2 separate regions of the Homo sapiens genome follow, and region 1 is linked to region 2. The links are chromatin loops, found by intact Hi-C in ENCODE. Cell type or tissue: heart right ventricle. All regions are shown on one strand. Each heading gives the region's core, and the rest is flanking DNA. Links, peaks and the distances in the headings are about the cores only.

The links. Hi-C counts contacts between places; a loop is a spot of excess contacts. Peaks named below come from ENCODE experiments on the same cell type or tissue, not always from the same donor. Only the 100,000 strongest peaks of a DNase experiment are listed, where the experiment ranks them.
Region 1: a loop joins it to region 2, with 11 times the contacts of the local background. A loop is called at or near these places in 87 of 110 quality-filtered maps.

What each region holds. Positions count from the first base shown.
Region 1 is chr19:48,487,741-48,493,071 of GRCh38, forward strand. It overlaps LMTK3 (lemur tyrosine kinase 3), which reads right to left. Exons shown (of 15, transcript NM_001388485.1): 13 at 3,664-3,799; 14 at 3,368-3,505. Among named protein-coding and RNA genes, the nearest start is that of CYTH2, 21 kb to the left of the region's middle. RefSeq lists an enhancer at 2,228-2,799 and silencers at 3,315-3,494, 3,555-3,634, 5,214-5,331. In heart right ventricle, for the core only: CTCF peaks have their summits at 2,180 (motif pointing right) and 2,385; DNase peaks (open chromatin) are centred at 409 and 2,201; H3K4me3 peaks cover 434 bases; H3K27ac peaks cover 1,187 bases; H3K27me3 peaks cover 450 bases.
Region 2 is chr19:48,581,875-48,587,205 of GRCh38, forward strand. All of the region lies in intron 2 of SULT2B1 (sulfotransferase family 2B member 1), which reads left to right. Among named protein-coding and RNA genes, the nearest start is that of SPACA4, 22 kb to the right of the region's middle. In heart right ventricle, for the core only: CTCF peaks have their summits at 2,587 (motif pointing left) and 2,794; a DNase peak (open chromatin) is centred at 2,547; H3K4me3 peaks cover 421 bases; H3K27ac peaks cover 757 bases.

The DNA of each region.
Region 1 (5,331 bases), core at 227-5,226, 94 kb before region 2:
GGGCCTCATATCAGGCTCCCTCATGCTCCACCCTGTACTTTGTACCTGGGAGGCCTGGGTCAAGTCACTGCCCTCACTCCCAGTCCCTGAGCTTGAGTTTCGCTCTTTTAATGGGAAGCATGACCTTCATGCTTCATGGAGACTTTGGGGTATGTGGCATCTCTTGGTACCCAGTAAATGTTTGCTAAGTGGACAGAGCCACATTGAGCAGGGCAGAGGAGAGGACCCGCCTCAGGCCCCCACACCATGGTCTTGGGAGCCAGACAGGCTCAGCAGCTCGCAGCCCACGCTGCCGCAGGAATATTTGTCAACTGAGCGAAAGGATTTGGGGTTTGGCACAATTGCACCCTCCGTCTCCTCTCCTGGTGATTAAAGGTGAAGCCATTCTCGCTTGCCAGCCCTGCCAGCTCAGCCCTGACTCACCACTTGGCAGTGTCCCCATACCCTGGAATGCACCCCCACCCTGTCCTCACAGAGGCCCTGCGATGATGGCCTAAGGGAGAAAGTGACATTCAGAGTGAAGCCTGAGGATGCAGCCAAGTGAAGGAAGAGTCAGCCCCCAGACCTGTCCCACCTGCCCTTGACTCTCTGCCCTGTCCAACCTCTCCATTCCCACAGCCCTGGCTCACTATCCTCTCCTCAGCCTTTCCCCAGCCTCCCAGCTCCCACTCTTGCCCTTCTGCCCCCAAGAGACCCCAGAGCAGTCTTCCTACACCCAACATTGACTTCCCTCCCTTGCTTATAGTCGTCCGTGGCTCCCTGGCACCCCCAGGACAAAGTCCCAGCTCCTCAGTGCACCCCCTGCCATCTCTCCTCAGCCCTCCATGCACTCTAAGTAACCCTGAAGCCACACCAGTGTCCTTCTGTTCCTTGAGCGGGCCAAGCTCTCTCCTGCCTCAGGCCCTGTGTGCAAGCTGTCCCCTCTGCCAGCACGCCATCCCCTTCCCCTTCACCTAGTTAATGACAACCAACCCTTCCAGTTCCCAGTTAAATTACACTTTTTTTTTTTTTTTTTTGAGATGGAGTTTTGCTCTTGTTGCCCAGGCTGGAGTGCAATGGCTTGATCTCGGCTCACCGCAACCTCCACCTCCCAGGTTTAAGCGATTCTCCTGCCTCACCCTCCCAAGTAGCTGGGATTACAGGCATGCGCCACCATACCCAACTAATTTTGTACTTTTAGTAGAGACAGGGTTTCTCCATGTTGGTCAGGCTGGTCTTGAACTCCTGACCTCAGGTGATCTGCCTGCCTTGGCCTCCCAAAGTGCTGGGCTTACAGGCGTAAGCCACTGTGCCTGGCCTTAAATGACACTTCTAAGGGGAAAACAAAGCCCTTTCCTCTTGTCATCTGCTTTCTCTGCAAGCCTGAGTTTGCAGTTCTTCATTTGTCATAGCAGTGTGTGGTCAGTGTCTGCGGGGAGGGCCAGGCAGGCTCACCCGTCTTGCTCCACATTGAATCCCCTGTGCCCAGCATGGCGCCTGCACGCAGAAGATGATCAGAAAACATTGACTTAATTAAGTGCAGTAATAGCTAATAATAATAATAATAGCTAATGGGGCCGGGCATGGTGGCTCATGCCTGTAATCCCAGCTGGGAGGCCAAGGCGGGCAGATCGCCTGAGGTCTGGAGTTCAAGACCAGCCTGTCCAACATGGTGAAACCCCGTCTCTACTAAAAATACAAAAGTTAGCCAGGTGTGGTGGTGGGTGCCTGTAATTCCAGCTACTCAGGAGGCTGAGGCAGGAGAATCGCTTGAACCCGGGAGGTGGAGGTTGCAATGAGCCGAGATCACACCATTGCACTTCGGCTTGGGCGACGAGCAAAACTCCGTCTCAAAAATACTAACTAACTAAATAATAATAATAGCTAATGGTTAGAGACTGCTGCTGCACAGGCGCTGTGCTGCATACTCGGGAGGATTAAGCCATTTAATTCCCTCAGCAATCTCATGAGTTAGATCCTGTTATCATTCCCACTCTACAGATGAGGGAACTGAAGCACAGAGAGGGAAAGCGACTTGCCCCAGGTCACACAGCTAAGAAATGGCAGGGACAATATCTGGACTCAGGCAAGATTGGGGAAGTAGGAGTGAAACCCTCCAGTGGCGTCTTCTACCTTAGCTCTGATACCGGGGAGCACCACCTGTCCTGCCGAGCTGGGCACAAGCCCTGGGTCCTGGGGGTGTTCCCTGGCTCGGCAGCAGAGGGCAGCAGAGAGCCCAGTCCCGTTCCAGTCCTGCGCTGGGACCTGCCCGTGTGCCCTGCTCTCCCAGAGTGGCCTTAGCATCGCTAAAAGTTGGAAACTAGGGGCGGCATGACCCCTCTCCCAAGGTGGCCACGAGGATTAGCGATATGGCGCATGTGAAACGCCAGGAAAGAAACCTGACCAATGTTCACTACTGGAGAGGGCACAGACTCAGAGGCCGCGCAACTGTGGGTTTGAATCCCAGCTCCTCACTTCTCTCCGTGCCTCAGTGTTCTCTTTTGTAAAATTGGGACCAGACTGGCCAGGCCCGGTGGCTCACGCCTGTAATCCCAGCACTTTGGGAGGCCGAGGTGGGTGGATCATTCCAGGTCAGGAGTTGGAGACCAGCCTGGCCAACATGGTGAAACCCTGTCTGTAGTAAAAATACAAAAAAAGTAGCTGGGCGTGGTGGTGCACTCCTGTGAACCCAGCTACTTGGGCGGCTGAGACACGAGAATCGTTTGAACCCAGGAGGCAGAGGTTGCACTGAGCGTAGATTCCACCACTCCCTCCAGCCTGGGCGACAGAGCGAGACTCCGTCTCAAAAAAAAAAAAAAAAAAAAAAAAATGAGGACGAGGCTAGAATCCACCCCATGGGATCGCAATGAACATTAAATGGGTTAAACTGTGGTGAGGCACTGCAGGGTCCACGCGAGAGCAGCGGTGCCGCTGTGACTGCTCTCTAACCCCCAGCTGTGTCCTCCCTGCTCTGGTTCACACCAACCGGCTTTGAGCACTCTGGGTTTCTCTCTCCTTGTCTGCCCCTGAGCACCGTGTTCCCCAAACGGAGGTGGGATCAGGATCCGGCAAGTGCCAGGCCGGAGTCTGAGCCCAGAGATGGGACAAAGATGGGCAAGAGTCGGGGGTGGGGGTAATCCCCACAGAAGGTAAAACTGAGGCTCGGGGGTTGGGGACGGCCGGCCTGCCTGCCTACGACCGTCTGATGGACGTCGCCTGGTCTGAGCTGGTTCCAGAGCTGGGTGGGGTGTCTGTTGACTGAGAGGGGAGAGAGAAGAGACTGGGAAGAGAGAGGCAGGGACATTGAAAGATGGTCACAAGAAGTTGGCAGTGGAACATAGGGGGACAGAGATGGGCAGAGGAGGGGGCAGGGCCGAGGATATGGTACCTGCGGGCCGGGCGTCGGGGGCCCGGGCGGGTGGCCCCGGGGTCTCCAGCGCAGGCGAGACGGAGAAGCGGGAGAAGCACAGCGGGGGGCCTGGAGGGGGGAGGAGGGGGAAATCCTCCGCCCACTCGAAACTGCCTCCTGCGGCAGAAGGAAAGACCGCGGTCAGGCTGCAGACACCTGCGGCACTCCCGCCCTCTGGTCCCGCCCCTCCCGACCAAGCCCCTCCCACCCCATAGACCCCGCCCCGTCCGCCCCATGGCTCCCGCCCCCTCCCGCCCCATAGGGCCCGTCCTCACCAAAGCCGCTGTCGTTGCTGGGAAACCCATCTCCGGGGGTGGCGGGGTGGGGAGGTGTCGGGGGCGCTGGAGGCGTTGACGGGTCCGTGTCCCCCTCGGGGGGGGCCTGGACGCTCAGCTCGTTGGTTGGCGTCTCCTGTGAAGGCAGATTAGGGGGAAGCCAGAGGGGACAAACCTTCACGTCCCATTTACCGCATCCCCCAAAAGCAACAAAACCGGCTAATATTTCTGGGGCTCTAGGAATCCCAATTTGTAATCACTGACTCGCACGCTCTGGAGAGGTGGCTGGAGCCCCTAATCTGGCTTCGAAGCCTTGGGCCAGCCTTAACCTCAACCTGGCCAGAGGCTCCTTTCCTGACAGCGGAGCCCCGCGCACAGCTAAGTAGCCCAACGCAGGGATTCTCTCCTGGCTCATTAACGTGAGGCCTCCACCGGATCCCCTAACCCAAAGCGATCTCCATAAGCCCCACCCCGTCCACGTCAGTCCCACCCACCTCTGAGATCTTGACCTGCTCCAGTGGCCCTCCCAACCCCTGCCCCATCCTGAGCGCATGCCGTGCTGGATGCTGTGACCCTGCCCCTGAGCCCTCCCTCAGAAGTAGACCTGCTCCCGCCCTCCAAGTCCCACCCCTCTGAAAACATTTCAGTGGCCCAGGCCCCAGTTCTTGGCCTTGTTTCCATTCCTTTCATAATCTCAGCCCAGTATGCCCGCCCCAGGTTCATCTAGACAAGGTCCCAGTTCCTCAGCACCACTCGCCCTCCCTTTTTCTCTTCAACACCATATCCTGTGTTTTTCTTTTTGTTTTAGACAGAGTCTCACTGTCGCCCAGGCTGGAGAGCAGTGTTGTGATCATGGCTCAATGCAGCCTCAACCTCCTGGGCTCAAGCGATCCTCCCACCTGAGCCTCCTAAGTAGCTGGGACTACAGATGCGCACCACCACACCAAGATAATTTTTTTCTTTTTAAGAGACGAGGTCTCGCCATTTTGGCTAGGCTGGTCTCGAACTCTTGACCTCAAGTGATCCTCCCGCCTCGGCCTCCCAAAGTGCTGGGATTACAGGCGTGAGCCACCCGGGACAGGCCTAACTCTTAACACATTCCTCAACCCATCTCTCTAAAGACCCGTCCCAGTCGTTAGGTTCGCTCATCCCTGACCTCACCCCAGAATACGTTAAGACTGCCTGCTCCATCTCTGAAGCCCACCTGCAGCCTAGCCATGGCCCTTCCCTAGTGGGTAAGATCTGCTCCAACCCGAACCAGCCTACAGACACTAGAACTCTAGTCAACAAACCATGCCCAAACTCTCACTAGGCCCCTTCACCATCCAGGCCTCTTCTCAACACTTCCTCCCTAGCCTCTCCAGGATCCCATACTTGACTACCCAGTACCCCCTCTTTCCTTCCAGACCCACACTCTCTCTCCAGACCTCTCCTCGCCCTCTAGACCACGCCCCCGTCACAAGCCCTGCCCTCACCCTAGGTCCCGCCCCAGCTCTAGGCTCGGCCCATACTCCTGGCCCTGCCCCATTGCCAGGCCCTGCCCTCACACTCAAAGCCTCCTCCCATCTTCCTAGTCCCGCCCCATTTCCCTGACCAGTCTCTCCCCAGACCCCGCCTTCACCCCTCAGGCCCTTCCCGCGCCCTGCTCCATCCGCCCCGCCCTAGGCT
Region 2 (5,331 bases), core at 198-5,197:
TTTATTATTATTATTATATTATTATTATTATTATTATTATTATTATTAGAGATGAAGTCTCGCTCTGTCGCCCAGGCTGGAGTGTAGTGGTGCCATCTTGGCTTACTGCAACCTCCGCCTCCTGGGTTCAAGCGATTCTCCTGCCTCAACCTCCCGAGTAGCTGGGATTACAGGTGCCCGCCACCATGCCTGGCTAATTTTTGAATTATTAGTAGAGACGGGGTTTTGCCATGTGGGCCAGGCTGGTCTCGAACCCCTGACCTCAGGAGATCCACCTGCCTCGGCCTCCCAAAGTGCAGGGATTACAGGCGTGAGCCACTGTGACCAGCCTTGATTTTGCTTATGTTTTTCTTTCTCCTTATACCTTGACATTGTCCCATCTTGGAACTTTAAACAAATAAGTTTCTGGTTTTTTTAAATAGTTCCGTGGTATTTCATAACATAGGATATACAATAATTCTTGCTTAACCAGTTTCCTAGTGACTGATATTAATGTTCAATCTTTTGCCTATGTATATACAATGTAAACTTTAAACACAATGCCTTGTACATGCAGTACTTGGCATTGAACACACTTACCTCTAGGACAAATATCTGGACAAAGAATTGCTTGGTCAGAGTCTGTACATTTGTAATTTTGATATGTAATGGCTACATTTCCCTCTATAGAAATTGTGGAAGCTTGTTCTCTGAGCCGGGGGTGTGGTTAACACCTGAAATCCCAGCACTTTGGGAGGTCGAGGCAGGCGGATCACTTGAGGCCAGCAATAGGAGACCAGACTGGCCTACATGACCCCATATCTACTAAAAATACAAAAATTAGCTGGGCATGGTGGTGCGCGCCTGTGGTCCCAACTACTCGGAAGGCTGAGGCATGAGAATTGCTTGAACTGGGGAGGCAGAGGTTGTAGTGAGCCAAGATCGTACCAATGCACTCCAGTCTGGGCAACAGAGCGAGACCCTGTCTCAAAATAAAATGAAAAAAGAATTATTTGCAGTCAGGCACGGTGGCTCATGCCTGTAATCCCAGCACTTTGGGAGGCCAAGGCAAGTGGATAGCTTAAGCCCAGGAGTTCAAGACCAGCCTGGGCAACATGGCAAAATCCTATCTCTACAAAAAAAAAAAATTAGCCAGGCGTGGTCGTGCATGCCTGTAGTCCCAGCTACTTGGGAGGCTGAGGCAGGAGAATCGCTTGAACCCTGGAGGTGGAGGTTGCAGTGAGCCGAGATCACTCCATTGCACTCCAGCCTAGGCAACAAGAGCAAAACTCTGTCTCAAAAATAAAAAATAAAAGAAAAAACAGAAGAAAATACCAAGTGTGGCAAGGATGTTGAGAAAATGGGGCCCTTGTGCACTGTTGGTGAGCATGTAGAATGGTACAGCTGCTATGGAAAACAGTTTGGCAGTTCCTCAAAAAATTAAAGATAGAATTACCATATTAACTCAGCAGTTCCACTTCCAGGAATATGCCCAAAAGAACTAAATACTAGGTGGGGGCACTCTGACAGATATTTGTACACCAATGTTCATAGCCACATTATTTGCAATGACCAAAAGCTGAAACTATCCAAATATCTGCCGTTCATGAATGAATGGATAAACAAATTATGCTATATTCATACAATGGAATATTATTCAGCTGTAAAAAGGAAGGAAATTCGTCCGGGTGCAGTGGCTCATGCCTGTAATCCCAGCACTCTGGGAGGCCGAGGCGGGCGGATCACCTGAGGTCAGGAGTTCAAGACCAGCCTGGCCAAAATGGCCAAACCCCGTCTCTACTAAAAATACAAAAATTAGCCGGGCCTGGTGGTGCGCGCCTGTAGTCCCAGCTGCTTGGGAAGCTGAGGCATGAGAATGGCTGGAACCCAGGAGGCGGAGGTTGCAGTGAGTGGAGATTGCGCCACTGCACTCCAGCCTGGGCGACAGAGCCAGACTGTCTCAAACAAACAAACAAAAGGCCAGGCACAGTGGCTTACGCCTGTAATCCCAGCACTTTGGGAGGCTGAGGCAGGCAGATCACGAGGTGAAGAGATTGAGATCATCCTGACCAACATGGTGAAACCCTGTCTCTACTAAAAATACAAAAATTAGCTGGGCATGCTGGCGTGCGCCTGTAGTCACAGCTATTCGGGAAGCTGAGGCAGGAGAATCACTTGAACCCGGGAGGTGGAGGTTGCAGTGAGCTGAGATCGCGCCACTGCACTCCAGCCTGGAAACACAGCAAGACTCCGTCTCAAACAAACAAAAAACACCACACACAGGAATAGCTAAAATAGGGTGCAGCCACTTCCTCTAGGGCTGAAGCCAAACTCCCAAGAAAGAAAGAAATTGGGAAGAAGGACTTCCCTGCCCAACCGGCTCCCCACACAAGATTAGAGTTTCGCTGCAGAGGTATGGTCATGACCCACTGGGTGACTGAGAAGTTCACTGAAGTGCAACAGGCCACTGAAATTTGCTAGGGGGAGGGGTAAACGTCACTGCGTGTCTAGTGCAGGGCTGGCCCCTGTCCATCACAAGATCCCGCTAAGAGGAGCTCGTGAGAATCAGGAAGAGCCCCATCCTCATTCAGTGTTCCTCCAGCGCCCTCTGCTGACAAGGTTTAACACTGAGCTAGCTGGCAGAGGAGAAATGTTTACAGGGTCCAGCTCCAATATCACAAAAACGGCAGAGAGGCATGAAGTTGGAGCCACCAGCCTGTAAACTGATAACTGGTACAAGGTGGTTGTTAGAATGAAATCCAGTGAATGGATTGGATGTGGTGGCTTACGCCTGTAATCCCAGCACTTTGGGAGGCCAAGGCAGGAGGATCGCTAGAGGCCAGGAGCTCCAGACCAGCCTGGGCAACACAGTGAGACCCCATCTCTACAAAAATTTTAAAAATTAGGTGGGCGCAGGCTGGGCATGGTGGCTCATGCCTATAATCCCAGCACTTTGGGAGGCCAAGGCAGGTGGATCACCTGAGGTCAGGAGTTTGAGACCAACCTGGCCAACATGGCAAAACCCCATCTCTACTAAAAATACAAAAACTAGCCAGGCGTGGTGGCACACTTCTAGTCCCAGCTACTTGGGAGGCTGAGGCAGGAGAATTGCTTGAATCCAGGAGGCAGAGGTTTCAGTGAGCCGAGATAGAGCCACTGCACTCCAGCCTGGGCAACAGAGTGAGACTCCTTCTCAAAAAAAAAAAAAAAAAAAAAAAAGCTGGGTACATGTGGTCTAGCTACTCCAGAGGCTGAGGTGGGAGGATCACTTGAGCCTGGGAGTTGGAGGCTGAAGCTGAAGTAAGCTGTGACTGCAACAGTGCACACCAGCCCAGGTCACAGAGCGGAATCCTGTCTCAAAAAGAATTAAATGCAATGAATACTAACAGAAAGTAATTTTGAACGTAATTGTTTCTCTTCTGAACAGCCTGTGGTCTCCTGAAATTCAAAACTGTGAATTGGGTCCTTGATGAGGTCCCTTTCCACTAGGTAACATTCTGTGGCTCCCCACAGAAATAAAGAGGTGAACCTCAGCCGGGCGCAGTGGCTTACTCCTGTAATCCCAGCACTTTGGGAGGCTGAGGCAGGTGGATCACTGGAGGTCAAGAGTTCGAGACCAGCCTGGCTAACATGGTGAAATCCCATCTCTACTAAAAATACCAAAAATTAGCCAGGCGTGGTGGTGCATGCCTGTAACCCCAGCTACTAGGGAGGCTGAGGCAGGAGAATCACTTGAAACCGGGAGGCGGAGGTTGCAGTGAGCCAAGATCGCGCCATTGCACTCCAGCTTGGGCAACAAGAGCAAAACTCCGTCTCAAAAAGAAAAAAAGTGGGGGTAGGGGGGAGGGATAGCATTAGGAGATATACCTAATGTTAAATGATGAGTTAATGGGTGCAGCACACCAACATGGCACATGTATACATATGTAACTAACCTGCACGTTGTGCACATGTACCCTAAAACTTAAAGTATAATAAAAAAAGGGGTGACCCTCAAAAGTGGGCAGTGAAAAGTGAAAAGAGCAGAGATTTTTATGTCCAGACACCTGGGTTCAATTCCAGCTTTCTCCATGTATTAAAGGAGTGCCTGCTGGGCATGATGCCTCTGCTCCCAGCACCTTGGGAGGCTGAGGCAGGAGGATTGCTTGAGCCCAGGAGTTCAAGACCAGCCTGGGCAACATAGTGGGACCGTATGTCTTCTAAAAATAAAAATAAGAAATTAGCCAGGTGTGGTTGTGTGCACCTGTGGTCTCAGCTACTCGGGAGGCTGAGGCAGGAGGATCTCTTAAGCCCGGGATTTCAAGGCTGCAGTGAGCTGTGATCACACCACTGCACTCCAGCCTGGGTGACAGAGCAAGATTCTGTCCCCAAAAAAATAAATAAGTAAAGCAATTCTGGCTGTACTAATAGATCAGCCTCAGAATTTCAGCGGCTGAAGCCAAGTTTGTTTCTTTTTCCTATAAACTGTAGTTGGTGCAGGAAGGGTGGAAGGAAGTTGGTGGGGGGATATCCATGCATTCCCAGACATTTGGTTCCTTCCATCTTATGGCTCTGCCATCCCCGGGAGTCCCAGATTCTCCCCTGGAGTCTCTGTATCCAGAAGCAGAGAGGGAGTGGAGAGTCACGTGGCGTGCGTTTATGGGCCAGGCCTGGAAATAGCCGCACATCACATCGCCGCCACCTATACTTCCTTGGCCAGACCCAGTCTCTTGGCCCCACACATAGCAGCAGGGGAGAAGAGAAAAGGTCATCACGCCATATTCCCAGCAGAAAAATGAAATGGGGTTGGGTGGACAGCTCACCAGTCTCTGCCCTGCACCACTTTCCTAGCTTTGTCCCCTTGGACGAGCGACATGGTTTCTGTAAGGCTCAGTTTCTGGCTCCGAAAATGAGGTTAAGCAACCTTGCCTTCTCTGCCAGCTGTAAGGAATCAGTGTGATAAAATAGGTGGTAAATTGCTCAATAAATGCTGTCAGGCAGGGCGTGGTGGCTCACAGCTGTAATCCCAGCAGTTTGGGAGGCCGAGGTGGGCAGAGCACCTGAGGTCAGGAGTTCGAGACCAGCCTGGCCAACATGGGGAGACCTCGTCTCTACTAAAAATACAAAATTAGCCAGGCGTGGTGGTGGGCGCTTGTAATGCTAGCTACTCGGCTGAGGCTGAGGCAGGAGAATTGCTTGAGCCTGGGAGGTGGAGGTTGCAGTGAGCCGAGATCGCGCCATTGCACTCCAGCGTGGGCAACAGAGTAAGACTCTGTCTTAAAAAAAAATAATAAAAGGTGGCAAATTGCTCAATAAGTGCTGTTGTGATTATTCTGATGATATCTCCCTCTTCAGCCCTCCCACACCCAATTA